Linked DNA regions of Homo sapiens: region 1 is linked to region 2. A link is an interaction called in ENCODE POLR2A ChIA-PET data of the cell type or tissue named here. Cell type or tissue: HepG2. All regions are shown on one strand. Links, peaks and the distances in the headings refer to the core of each region. The heading gives the core; the rest is flanking DNA.

The links. Peaks named below come from ENCODE experiments on the same cell type or tissue, not always from the same donor. Only the 100,000 strongest peaks of a DNase experiment are listed, where the experiment ranks them.
Region 1: POLR2A ChIA-PET joins it to region 2 with 6 read pairs; 3 of 35 experiments call an interaction of 5 or more read pairs at or near these places.

What each region holds. Positions count from the first base shown.
Region 1 is chr12:3,956,136-3,962,296 of GRCh38, forward strand. LOC105369608 (a long non-coding RNA gene) reads right to left here and starts at 2,508. Exons shown (of 3, transcript XR_931557.4): 1 at 2,434-2,508; 2 at 597-681. In HepG2, for the core only: no CTCF peak of the experiment used is centred there; a DNase peak (open chromatin) is centred at 4,256.
Region 2 is chr12:4,012,266-4,019,641 of GRCh38, forward strand. It overlaps LINC03141 (long intergenic non-protein coding RNA 3141), which reads left to right. Exons shown (of 4, transcript XR_007063171.1): 1 at 1-849; 2 at 1,427-1,521; 3 at 6,717-7,376. Among named protein-coding and RNA genes, the nearest start is that of LINC03141, 4.0 kb to the left of the region's middle. RefSeq lists enhancers at 6,032-6,629, 6,630-7,225. In HepG2, for the core only: a CTCF peak has its summit at 3,117; a DNase peak (open chromatin) is centred at 3,276.

The DNA.
Region 1 (6,161 bases), core at 1,162-6,161, 56 kb before region 2:
ATGAAATTTCAGGAACATTTTTTTCCCTTCTACTCATAGCTCAGTCTCAACAGTCAAAAGCTTCTTCTCTGTAGGTGAGTAGAGTGTTTCCTTCCTTACAAATCTTTCCTGGTTTTACGTGAAGGCCTAATTTCAACTCTCCACCCAGCACAGGCACAGGCCCCATAGTCAATATTCCTGCGGATCTGAAAAACCCATTCTACACATTTTTTTTTTTTTTTTTTTTTGAGACAGAGTCTCGCACTGTCACCCAGGCTGGAGTGCAGTGGCGCGATCTCGGCTCACTGCAAGCTCCACCTCCCGGATTCACGCCATTCTCCTGCCTCAGCCTCCTGAGTAGCTGGGACTACAGGCACCTGCAACCACGACCGGCTAATTTTTTTGTATTTTTAGTAGAGACGGGGTTTCACCGTGTTAGCCAGGATGGTCTCGATCTCCTGACCTCGTGATCCGCCCGCCTTGGCCTCCCAAAGTGCTGAGATTACAGGTGTAAGCCACTGCACCCGGCCCCATTCTACACGTTTTAAATGTACAATTAGAAATGCCTAAAAACCTAATCCCCCCAGTACTTGTCCCAACACCCTGAGTTGCCTCACCTCATTCCATTCACTGACGGCACTTGTTTTCAGTTCTTGCTTGTTTTCCCTCCAGGAGGTCTTCCTTATTTTCTTGTGAGTTCAGCTTTGCATTTAGAAAAATGTACATTATCATTTGTTCAGCATTTGTAGGAGAGTTGTTAGGTCATCTAAGCTGCCATATTGTAGGAAATGGAGACCTAACCCCCTGACGTAAGTGGTCAAAAATCCTAATTTGATGACCCCCTATTACCTGGGCATTACAACTAAGCTCTTCAGCATTGCCTTTAGAAAACAGTCAGGTGTGGTGGCTCACGCCCGTAATCCCAGCACTTTGGGAGGCCAAGGTGGGCGGATCACCTGTGGTCGGGAGTTCGAGACCAGCCTGACCAACATGAAGAAACCCCATCTCTACCAAAAATACAAAAATTAGCGAGGCGTGGTGGTGCATGCCTGTAATTCCAGCTACTCAGGAGGCTGAGGCAGGAGAATCACTTGAACCCGGGAGGCAGAGGTTGCGGTAAGCCGAGATCGCGCCATTACCCTCCATCCTGGGCAACAAGAGCGAAACTCCATCTCCAAAAAGAAAAAAGAAAACAGTCTGGTTCATACCTGTGTTTCCAGTTCCATTTCCATCTCTCTCTTCTGCACATGCTACGTTCTAGTCACACAGACAACTCATGGTTCTACAAATTTTCATACATCTACAACTGTCAAACTTAGGCTATGCCATGCCCTTCTCCCAAAGGGTCTTTGTTTTCCCTTTCACAAACTTTTATTCTCTGGCCAAAGCAAACCTCAAATATTAACTCGTCTGTAAAACCCACTCCAACTTCCCAAAATACAATCAATCAAGTTCTCTCCTATGCTGCCATTGCATTTGAATATTCCTTGTTTGTGATCGTTATTACATTGCACGGTCTCTGTTTTTATGTTTCGACTAGATTCAGATCTTCTAGAGGCCAACACAGGGTTTTATGTACCATCCCCAACCCTTAGCACAATCCCTGGCACATAGTGGTTACTCATTAATGCTATAGCAAACTTCTTGGATTGCGAGACTACTTGATTCTTGCCAAGAGAAGTATAGTTTGAAATTATGACCTCTGTGGGTGTCGTAAGCAGTCTTATTGTTAAAAATCTCCACGTAGCCACTAATTGTCAGAGGTGCTAGGTGAGCCACAATACGTGGAAAAGAGATTTAAAACAGTCCATCTACAACTTATTTATTGATTGATTTTGAGACAGAGTCTTGCTCTGTTGCCCACCCAGGCTGGAGTGCAGAGGTGCGATCTTGGCTCATTGCAGCCCCCGCCTCCTGTGTTCAAGTGATTCTCGTGCCTCAACCTCACGAGTAGCTGGGATTACAGGGATAGGCCATGAAGCCAAGCTAATTTCTATATTTTTAGTAGAGATGGGGTTTCACCATGTCGGCCAGGCTGGTCTCCACTCCTGACCTCAAGTGATCCACCTGCCTTGGCCTCCCAAAGTGCTGGGATTACAGGCATGAGCCACCATGCCCAGCCCATCTACAATTTTGATTACATGTCAGTCCTGATTCATGACTAAGTTCTGCTGCTATATCTAACTGAGTAGATTTTTGTAATCTAAGGCAGACAGCACCACCAAAACACCACCAGGCTGCCTTACTCGTTGTTGTAACCCGTGGCATAGTGACTGGCATGGACACAAGTGTGAACTTGACTCCACCTCTGGACACAGGGCTGGGCTCTCTCTCACTCACCCTTGTATGTACCTGGCACATTGAACACACTCACTGAGTGTATTAGTCCGTTTTCACGCTACTGATAAAGACATACCTGAGACCGGGAAGAAAAAGAGGTTTAGTTGGACTTACAGTTCCACATGGGTGGGAAGGCCTCAGAATGATAGTGGGAGGCAAAAGGCACTTCTTACATGGCAGCGGAAAGAGAAAAATGAGGAAGAAGCAAAAGCAGAAACCCTTGCTTTCAGATCTCGTGAGACTTATTAACTATAACGAGAATAGCACAGGAAAGACCGGCCCCCGTGATTCCATTACCTCCCCCTGGGTCCCTCCCACAACACATGGGAATTCTGGGAGATCAATTCAAGTTGAGATTTGGATTGGGACACAGCCAAACCATATCAGCAAGTGTTGGCTAAACAAATGAATGAATGATTGAATAAACTTAACTAGGTAGAAACTGAATGCATGAGAAAATTCCAGATCTATAGTTATGAAGAGAGGGAACCAAAAGGCTATCATTTTGGATAAAGAGGAAAAAAATTAATTTTCATAACTTGTTTTGGGTTTTGCTTCATCATGCATGCTAGTCTTATTTGTTTGCTCCATCCATCCATCCGTCCGTCCATCCATCCATCCATTTACTCATCCACTTAGCATTCATCCACTCAAGAAACATTTTCCAAGCACCTAATGTGAGCCAAGCACTCTGCTTTGGGTTTGGAGACTTTAGGTTGGTGTTAAGAAAAACTTCCTGGCCACGTGCGGTGGCTCGCGCCTGTAATCCCAGCACTTTGAGAGGCTGAGGCGGGTGAATTACGAGGTCAGGAGTTCAAGACCGGCCTGGCCAACATGGGGAAACCCTGTCTCTACTAAAAATACAAAAATTAGCCGGCCATGGTGGCATGCGCCTGTAATCCCAGCTATTCAGAAGGCTGAGGCAAGAGAATCGCTTGAACCCGGGAGGTGGAGGTTGTAGTGAGCGGAGATCGCACCATTGCACTCCAGCCTGGGTGACAAGAGCGAAACTCCGTCTCAAAAAAAAAAAAAAAAAAGAAAAGAAAAACTTCCTAATTCTCTATCTGTAAAAATGTTATCATTGGCGTGCTGGAAACTGATTATTTCTCAAAACTTTCATTCCGTGATCCATCCATTTATTTGTTCATCTATTTATTCAGCAAATATCTTTGAGCACATCCTGTCTGCCAGACAGTGGGAGGCAGGCACCAGGAATTCATTCTTTTTTTATGGACTCATTCATTTAATTAGTAATTCTTAAGCACCTAAAAAGTGGCAGGCGTACATGGGGTCTCCATTTTTAAAGAGCTTAAGTAATAATAGTGGTAGGGTTCAGGTGGTAGACAAGTAAACAAACAAGTAAATAAATAAATTTAGATAATGATAAGGCCAAAAATAATAATAAAATATGTGCTAGAGAGATACCGCCTCTGCCCTCAGAGAGCAGAAATTTCTAAGTAAACAGGGCTATCACCAGATTATCTGAGTAACTGCTACCTACCTGGGTTCTTTTGACTTGAATGTGTGACCTGGCCTGGGGGCAGAGGAGGGAGGTCTTGGAGAGAATGGAGCCAGAAGGCCATGGAGGCCTCTCCAGACCTGCATCTCATGTCAGCGGGACAGAGCTCCTTGCCCTGTGGCCCCCGCTGACCTGCCTGAGCTGTCTTCCGGGAGGGCAAATATCTGCCTTCAAGCCACTCAGATGAAACCCCCACCCTGCCCCCTTGGTTGGAACTTTGCCTCACTGGTGACCTGGTTTTGAACTAGTGACCTGGAGGTGAATGACTCCGTATCTCATTACTAATTCTCCACAGCCGCCACTTCTTCCTGCCAGCCACAAGCAGGAATGTTTGACAAGGATGAGGACAGAAGTCCAGCCAGGGGCCCTGAACCCATCAGCCGTGGCACCCACCCCAGCTTCAACCCCTGCCATCTGGCCTTCTGCCATTCCTCCCATCCTTGGCCTGACTGAACAGGTTTTGAAAGAGGCCAAGGTCACCCTGGGGCCAATCTCCACAGATGGATTCAGCCTGAGACTCAGCTGTGGTCTGGCTGGGACATGAATGCTCAGGGCCGACACATGCTCCTCCCTCGTGGTGGACGTAAGGCTGGTGAAGTCTGCACCTCCACCAGGTGGGATCTGACTAGATCTAGAAACTATAAACTCCCCGCATTAGCCTGACTCCCTCTTCTCTCCACCCTATTTCCTTCTGCACCCCAATTTTCTGGTTTCCCAGTTCTGCTAGTTTTTTGAGTACTCTTGCCCTTCAAGAGACCATCCTCACCTCTCTGAGTTTAGTGTTCAGGGCAGGTGACCTCCATCCAGGAACCTGGACAAATACTGATAAGAAAAAGTCATTGAGTGACTTAGCAGGGGCTCAATCCTCTCCCTCTTCTTTCCCAGCCAGGAGATCTCCGAAGCCGCCAGTCCCAGCAGTTCACTGGGCTGAGGCCCATCACCTTCAGGGGATGCCCAAGTCCTGGAGGAGCACTGGCCTGTCTGAGCTCAGGCTTTTCAGGGGAAGCGGGCTGGGCTGTTGGAGGTTGTGTGGAAAAGTGCTCAGGACGGTGGATCTCCTAATTCTTGCTTTAGTGAGCACAATTGCTCTGGGCCTTATGTTTCCATTATATGAGCTGGCATGAAATACATTCTCTTTTTGTAGGGGCTTATGGTATAGGAAAGTGGAAGTGCTTCATCTTTTCTTAAAAGTATAGCCTTCACCATTGCACTTTCAGTATATTTTTGTAAGAGCATGCATTGCATTATACTCAAATATTCTCTTCATGCAACTGTTTCCTCCACTAGACTGCAAATTCCTCAAAGACAAGAACCCTTTCTTATTTATTTTTGTTTCTTCACTGGTGACTGAGTAAGTAAATGATGAAGACAGTATCTATGTATATAGCCCATAAAGAGTGAATTCAAATTTTATTCCCTGCCTCTTTGGATTTATCTTAGAGTTTATGTTCAACGATGGTCATATTTAATAAGTCAGACACTAAAAAAATCTGATATAAAATTTAAAATCAAAACTTACTGAAAAGACAAATGAGCGAATGATATTCTGGTTAACAATAGACTCAGACTCACTTGAAATGGTGAGCTTTATAATAACCCATAATTCAGTTCACACAAAATTAGCATGCTTCCAGTCTTTAACTGGAATGCTCAGGTTTCACAGGAGGAAAAATAAGTGTCATCAAAACTCAGTTGGCAATGTGTTTCTTGTGATCACGAAGCAGTCTGGGATCTGACACGCCTTTGGACTGTGAGTCTCATGATCCGCCATCCTTGGATACATCCTCAGATTCATCAAGTTGAGACGGTCAGAAAAGCATGCAGGGGCACTTCTCTGTTTGGCACACGGCCAGTGTTGGAGCACGGACTTTACAAGGAAATAGTTTTCTCAAACTTTATCCCGGTACCATTTTCCTCGCTTTCATTCCCAGCTATGTACAAAATTCTTGCTATTCCTAGAGAGAGAACAAAAAGCCACAGTGGGAAATGAAAGATTTGGCATTGACGTCTCAGTCTGTGACTTCTAGGCCTCCAAATAAGGCTTTCTCTCCTCTCTTCTCGTTCTTTAACAGCCCTCAGTCACAAAATTCAGCTAAATGTACCACATCAATCTCTGCAGTTTGTCTTCATGGTCAGCATGCCGTCAAGGTCGTTGTACACCACGTCACCTTCTCTGTGACCTTGAGCAGGTCACTCTGCTTCCCCCTCTCGGCCTTACTTTCTTCATCCTTAAATGGAGTGCAAAGGACTAGATGGTTTCAGATTTCCCCTCCAGTTTGGAGTGTGTTTGTTCATGACAGGATTCCCGGTTCCTAGCACAGTC
Region 2 (7,376 bases), core at 999-5,998:
ATTTAGTGATGACTTTGCTGAATTCAGGTTCTAGAACCTGTGATGCTATCCACCTTACTAGACTGCTTCTTTAAAGTTAAATAAGGGCCTCACTCTGAAGTCACTAATTGAGCTGTGAAAAGCAGTTTCATTCAAGCTAGTATTTCATAAAGCAAGGCAGAATGACTTTGCAAAGAACACAGGCCAAGAAACCAGAAATTGGGACCCAAGCATGGCCACCCACCTGAATTCCACTCAGATCAATGCTCCTCTGGTTGTTTGACTTCCCGGACTTCCCTCCCCTAAGGGCACAGAGCTCTCACCAAACCTGAGATTTCACACACAAGCGGCCTGCTTAGCAGGTACCATCTCCACCAAAACACACATTTGAAGAGCTGTAACCTCAGCTCCATCTTCCTGGTATCCTTCCTCCTTAACCTTAGAAGGTACAAAGAGGAGGGCCAGGCACAATGGCTCATGCTGGTAATCCCAGCACTTTGGGAGGCCAAGGTGGGCAGATCCCTTGAGTCCAGGAGTTCGAGACCAGCCTGGGCACATGGTGAAAACCCATCTCTATAAAAAATACAGAAATTAGCTGGGTGCGGTGGCACATGGCTGTAGTCCCAGCTACTTGGCAGGTAGCTGAAGTGGGAGGATCACTTGAGCCTGGGAGGTTGAGGCTGCGGTGAGCCAAGATTGAGCCACTGCACTCCAGCCTGGGTGACAAAGAAAGACCCTGTCGAAGAAGAAGAAGCAGCAGCAGCAGAAAAAGAAGAAGAAGAAGAAGCAGAAGAAGCAGAAGAAGAAGCAGAAGAAGAAGAAGCAGAAGAAGAAGAAGAAGAAACAAAGGGGAGGATGCAACTTGGAGAGGTGAGAGTCCAGTTCATTGAGTCAACAATTATTTTATAAGTGCCTCCTGCAGGACTGGCACTGCTGGGCACTCAAGGGACCAAGATTAGTCAGATCAAGATAGTTCCCTTTAGCAGCTCCCAGACTATAAGAGAGAAAAGACCTATACAATCATGGGAATATGAAAGACAAGGTATTCAGTGCTCCATGAGGCACAAGAAAGCTCTATAGGACTTGGGAGAGGAGTAGCTGGCTGGAGGAATCACAGAAGGCTTCCTGGAGGAAGTGGCTTTGAGCTTCTGCCATCTCCATGCAGCTACTCCAAGCTCCAGAGCCAGCCACGGAGCACTCCTGGAACTCTTTGCAGGATCCATCTCGAAGTTCTGACTCCCAGCAGAGAAACAACACTGGTAGGCTGAACTGGCCCAGGGCCCTGCCAGCCGCTTTCTCCCTCCACTTATTCCAACGAAACTGTCAGATTTTCCTGAATGCAGTTTTTGCTTTAAAGTGGCAAGGGTTGGGGAGTTGGGGGTGGGGTGGGGATAGCTTCACAAGTTAATCCACTAATGTTTCACCTGCTTCTTCTCTGTGTTGCCAGGCCCAGCCCCTAGGAGAAAGCCTAACTGCAGTAAAGGAGTCCTGGAGACAGGACAAGAATGAAGTCAATGAAGCATAGCAGGAGTGGAGATAAAGGTGCTTTCTTGGGCCTCACTGCCCTGGGGTGACTTATCCAGTTAATTTTTTTCCCTCCTCCTCTCTCTTTCTCCCCCTTACTCTGCTGACTCTAAAGGCCCTGGGAAGATGTGTGATCATGTTTATATGAGACTGTCTTAGGAGATTGCCAGAAGGCCTATTTCTCTAGTTGTACTTGCCTTCTTGTGCTCCTGTAAGAAGACACAGAGATAGAGGATTATGTTGCCCTATGACTCAGATGGAGGGGTAAGGGGCAGAGGCAGAGGCAGACAAGGTGAGAGGCATAGCAAAGACCACACAGCAAGCTGCTACCCACATCCCTAAGAAGTATCCGAACCCCCAGAAGTTCTAATAAACATTATTCCCATTGCTGATAGTTAATTTTTCCCAATCATTCATCCATTTCTCCATTCCATAGAAATTTATTGAACATCTATTATAGATGCGACAAAATAAAAGTCTGGGTGTGGTGGCTCATGCCTATAATCCCAGCACTTTGAGAGGCCCAGATGGAAGAATCCCTTGAGCCCAGGAGCTTGAGTCCAGCCTGGGCAAACTAGGCAAGACCCCATCTCTACAAAAAAATTAAAAGTTAAGTTTTGTCAATGGCCATAGCTTATTCTCAAATATTAATCTCCCTAAAAACTGTAACACACAAAAAGGGAAAGTCTTGATACATTTTTAGGTTTAATTCCATTTGTTTCAGGGGATGGTTTGCATGTGCCTCGTTCAACTGCTTACAACGCTGTGAAATTCCATAATCATTGAATTGATTTATTCTCAGAGAACAGATGTCCACATATATTTGCTGCCATTAGCAATGTATTTATTCATTTATTCATTCATTCACTTGGAAAACATTGTCCAAATACTTCATGCTACTGAGTGTATTCTGGTGGGGAGAGCAGAGTTAGTGATGGGGAGGTGGACACACAGGTGGCCCCAAAACACAGAATTAATGCCCCTTCATTGTCTAGCACTTGCTATCTGCATCTTGTTGGAGTTCCTCTCAAGCCCTATGAGGTAGTGCTATGGGCCTTTTTGTACAGAGGGGAAAACGTGGAGACTCAGAGAGTTTAGGTAACTGTACCAGGGCCCCATAGCTGCAAGCAAGAAGCAGACACACCCTAATAGATTCCCACACAAAGCAGGCACGTGAACTCTGCTGAAGGAAGAAGAGGAGGAATCAACGACCTATGCTCATCTGCTGGACGTCTCTCTAAGAGCACGGACCCCTGCCTATGGACCAGGGGCAACCATTCAAGGCCTTTACAGAGTTAGGAATGAAGTTATCTGATCCAAGGCAGGAAGATAAGGATGTTGTAACCGTTCACTATGGTGTGCTCCTTTCAAAGGCTTCTTCATCATCCCTGGAGGGGGATTGTACGAACTCTCAGGGTTGGGAGAGGAAGGGGGCAGCTAGAGAGACTGCAGCTTGGTGGGTGAAATGGAAGCAGGGATTGCATGCACCACAGCTCGCTTCTTTGTAACCAAGGCAGAATGGAAGAGGAAGGCCTTTGGAATAACTTTCCTAAATAAGCCAACAGGCCATTTAGGCGAAGGTGGGGGTCGGGGGACACAATGTGACTCCAGTGGGTGGCCGTAGCAGAGGTGACAAAGAGGAAACGGCCCCCTGGCCTTGGCCCCAGGCTTCAGGATGAATGAGGCCTCTCCCAGCGACCTGAAGGTCACCCCAGGGCATGTCCCAAGACCTTGTACAGACAAGGCTTCTGATTACTCATTAGCCAGCCTGGGGACTGGCCTCCATGTTGCTGTCCTTGGCCATAAACAGATGAAAGCCCCAGCCGCCAGCTCAGGGCAGGCGGGCCTGATAGTCTAGTAGCTATCTCAGCCCCTGGAATTATCAAAGCCTGGAGCAGCCCAGACAGAGGAGGGAGGCTGGGCTTTCAAACACTTCTGTGCCCTTCACAACTCCTCCTCCCCTCTTACCCCTCACCCAAACAAACAGAAGGAAAAAAAAATCCCATCATACTAGACAGGATTTTAACAGATGGCTTCCAGGGCAAAGATTGCCTGAACCAGCTTCGGCAAGGACATGCCAAGATATGCTGATGAGAGGGAAGGAATCCTTCTGAAACCCCTGGAATGGACTGTTCTATCCTTGCTTCAAGGCTGAGAAAAAAGGCATCTTGGATGCAGATTCAGGGTGGGGCCAAGACACCCGAAGGCCTCGGTCCTGCTCAATCTCTGCCTTCTCACCTCCCCCCTTCTTTAGAGGGCCGTGGGTAGGTACCCATATGGGCATGCCTTCTGTTGCTTCTCCAAGCCTCTCCCACTCAGCCCTCTCTGACTGAGATTTGAAGTCTAGAAAGCAGCAAGTCCTTCCCTCCACCTTGTCTGAGAAAATCCAGTTATCCACTCCAAGTCTCTACTCCCCTACCATGAACCTGGCCCTGGGACCAACCCCACAACCAGGCAGCTCTCTTGACCCTGGGTCTTTGTCCGCTGTCCATAAATCAAAGTGGTAGGTTGATATTCTGTAGAGAGAAATGGAAACAGAACCAGAAAGTCCTGCTATTCAGAGCCTCCAGAGCTCTATCTTGACCAATACCTAACAGTAATAAAACACCAACATGGCAAAACAGCCACGGCAGCAGCCCAGATAGAAACAGGAAATCTTCATTCATTCCATTTTCTCAGCATTTGGAACACATTTAGAATGACTATAACGTGGTAGTTGTCAAATGGATCCAAAGACCTGGTCCCTGATCTCAAGAAGTTCCTAAACTTGGGGAAGAATAATGTAAATAAACAATAACATCAGGAGCTACCATTTATTGAGTACCTACGATGTGCGGTTTCACACAGCAATGACGCGGCATGGCACTATCATCCCCCTTTTACAAAACAGGCCACTGAAACTCAAAGAGTACAAGGCCAGGTGAGAGTCTGGGAGTCATACCTAACCTGGTGGGTGTGACTCAGGTAGGGAGGCTTGTTAAAAAATTATTCAATGACACTTATGAAAACTTTATTCAGGACCATCGAGACAGGGGTAGGGACCATGGCAATGGAATTTTGCAGTGGGCAGGGAGCGGGGAGAGGTTGGGCTCAATTCTGATGCAGCAATGTATAGCCAAGGAGCAGGGTGGGGGTCAGTGGTGGAAAATTACTAAGAGGAAACATAAGGGGATTCCAGCTGAACAACTTAGCAGGATTCACACTGAAGATGGGCCAGGGTGATGAGATGTCACCTGGGGCCTGGTGGAGGAGGAGGAGCCTAATCAGATATTGAAGGGTGGGGTGGTGGGGAGGTTCTTGCTAAACTGACTTTGCAAGGCTCTTGCTAAAATTAGATTTTACAAGGAAGTGCACAGATGGGCCTTGAAGAACGTTCGGGAACCTGCCTCAAGTTTGGTCCAGCAAGGACTCCATCAGGAGAAGACATATTTAACACTGTCAGCCACTTGGGAATTTTTCTTCTCACTCGGTGTCCCAAGCTGCTTCTCCCCTTACCTGTCCCGTTGTGTCTTTTCTGCCTGCTTTGTTTCTTGCCTTCCCCCTTTTCCCCTTGAGTCTAGATTGGATCCCCACCTCTCTTTTCTTCTGCTACCCATTGAATCCATTCCTAGGGCTTTCTTCATCATCTTTTTACTTGCAATTTCCAAGCCTGTATCTGCAGCTCCCACCTCACTCCATGCTCCAGATCCCCATTTCCATCTCCAGTAACTTCAGATACCTAAAACCACCTTGCCATTCTCAGGCTACTTTGTTCAGTATCTCTTTGCCCCTTGCTTGAACCATTTTATTTTATTTTTTTATTTTTTGATACAGAGTCTTGCTCTGTCGCCCAGGCTGGAGTGCAGTGGCGCGACCTCAGCTCACTGCAACCTCTACTGCCCGAGTTTCAGCAATTCTCCTGCCTCAGCCTCCTGAGTAGCTGGGACTACAGGCATGCGCCATCACACCTGGCTAATTTTTTGTATTTTTAGTAGAGACGGGGTTTCAGCACGTTGGCCAGGCTGGTCTTGAACTCCTGACCTCAAATGATCTGCCTGCCTTGGCCTCCCAAAGTGCTTTGCGGACAAAGACCCAGGGTCAAGAGAACAGCCTGGTTGTGGGGTTGGTCCCAACGTGCCCAGCCCAGCCGTGTGGACCATTTTAATGGCTTGAATCTCCTCTGTCATTTTAGTTTCTTCCTATTCCAGGTTACCTTACATGTGTCATCTTGATTTCTCTTCCTAAATATCTCTTTTCTTACAGGACGACCATACTCAAAATATCTTCAGTGGTCCCCTAATGCCTATAGAGTTGTGCCTAGATACAGGCACAGCTCTCTACATTCTGGTGCCAACCTGTCCTCTCCTCTTCTCAGACCCTATACCCCAGGGCCACTCACTATTTCCCCAGTGCATGTCAGTGCTTTTGTGCCCCATGCCCTCTTCAGACTTCTGCCCCTGCCCCTTCAGGATACTGTTAAAACAGGTGTCTTTTATGGATCCAGTCTTGATTCCCATGGCCAGATGTGGGCTCTTCCTACCTGAACTGCCATAGCACTTTGTTGTTTCATGTCCTTGGGTATTAGAGTTTGGTCTCACCTTGCAGTGTGGTGCCAGGTCAGGAGCTTAAGTAGTGAAGTTGGAATGGGTTTGAATTCTGGCTCAGCAACTTTCTAACAGTGTGACCACAGGCTCTTTAATGTGAGCCTTTTTCTACCATCTGTAAAACGGGCAAAAGGATATAAGCTTGCTGGGAAAGTTTGAAGTAATACATGTAAAAGCACCCTACACGAGTGACAGGCCTCTGAGCCCAAGCCAAGCCATCGCATCCCCTGTGACTTGCACGTATACGCCCAGATGGCCTGAAGTAACTGAAGAATCACAAAAGAAGTGAATATGCCCTGCCCCACCTTAACTGATGACATTCCACCACAAAAGAAGTATAAATGGTCGGTCCTTGCCTTAACTGATGACATTACCTTGTGAAAGTCCTTTTCCCGGCTCATCCTGGCTCAAAAAGCACCCCCACCGAGCACCTTGCGACCCCCACTCCTGCCCGCCAGAGAACAAACCCCCTTTGACTGTAATTTTCCTTTACCTACCCGAATCCTATAAAACGGCCCCACCCTTATCTCCCTTCGCTGACTCTCTTTTCGGACTCAGCCCGCCTGCACCCAGGTGAAATACACAGCCATGTTGCTCACACGAAGCCTGTTTGTTGGTCTCTTCACACAGACGCGCATGAAATTTGGTGCTGTGACTCGGATTGGGGGACCTCCCTTGGGAGATCAATCCCCTGTACTCCTGTTCTTTGCTCCGTGAGAAAGATCCACCTATGATCTCAGGTCCTCAGACCGACCAGCCCAAGGAACATCTCACCAATTTTAAATCAGGTAAGCGGCCTCTTCTTACTCTCTTCTCCAACCTCTCTCACTGTCCCTCAACCACTTTCTCCTTTCCACTCTTCAATCTCTCCCTTCTCTTAATTTCAATTCCTTTCATTTTCTGGTAGAGACAAAGGAGACACGTTTTATCCGTGGACCCAAAACTCCGGCGCCAGTCACGGACTGGGAAGGCAGCCTTCCCTTGGTGTTTAATCAGTGCAGGGACGCCTCTCTGATTATACACCCACGTTTCAAGGGTGTCAGACCACGCAGGGACGCCTGCCTTGGTCCTTCAACCTCAGCGGCAAGTCCCGCTTTTCTGGGGTAGGGGCAAGTAGCTCAACCCCTTCTCTCCTTGTCTCTACCCCTTCTCTGCTTTTCTGGGAGAGGGGCAAGTACCCCTCAACCCCTTCTCCTTCACCCTTAGCGGCAAGTCCCGCTTTCCTAGGGGGCAAGAAGCCCCCAATAGCTTATTTCCGCACCCCAACCTCTTATCTCTGTGCCCCAATCC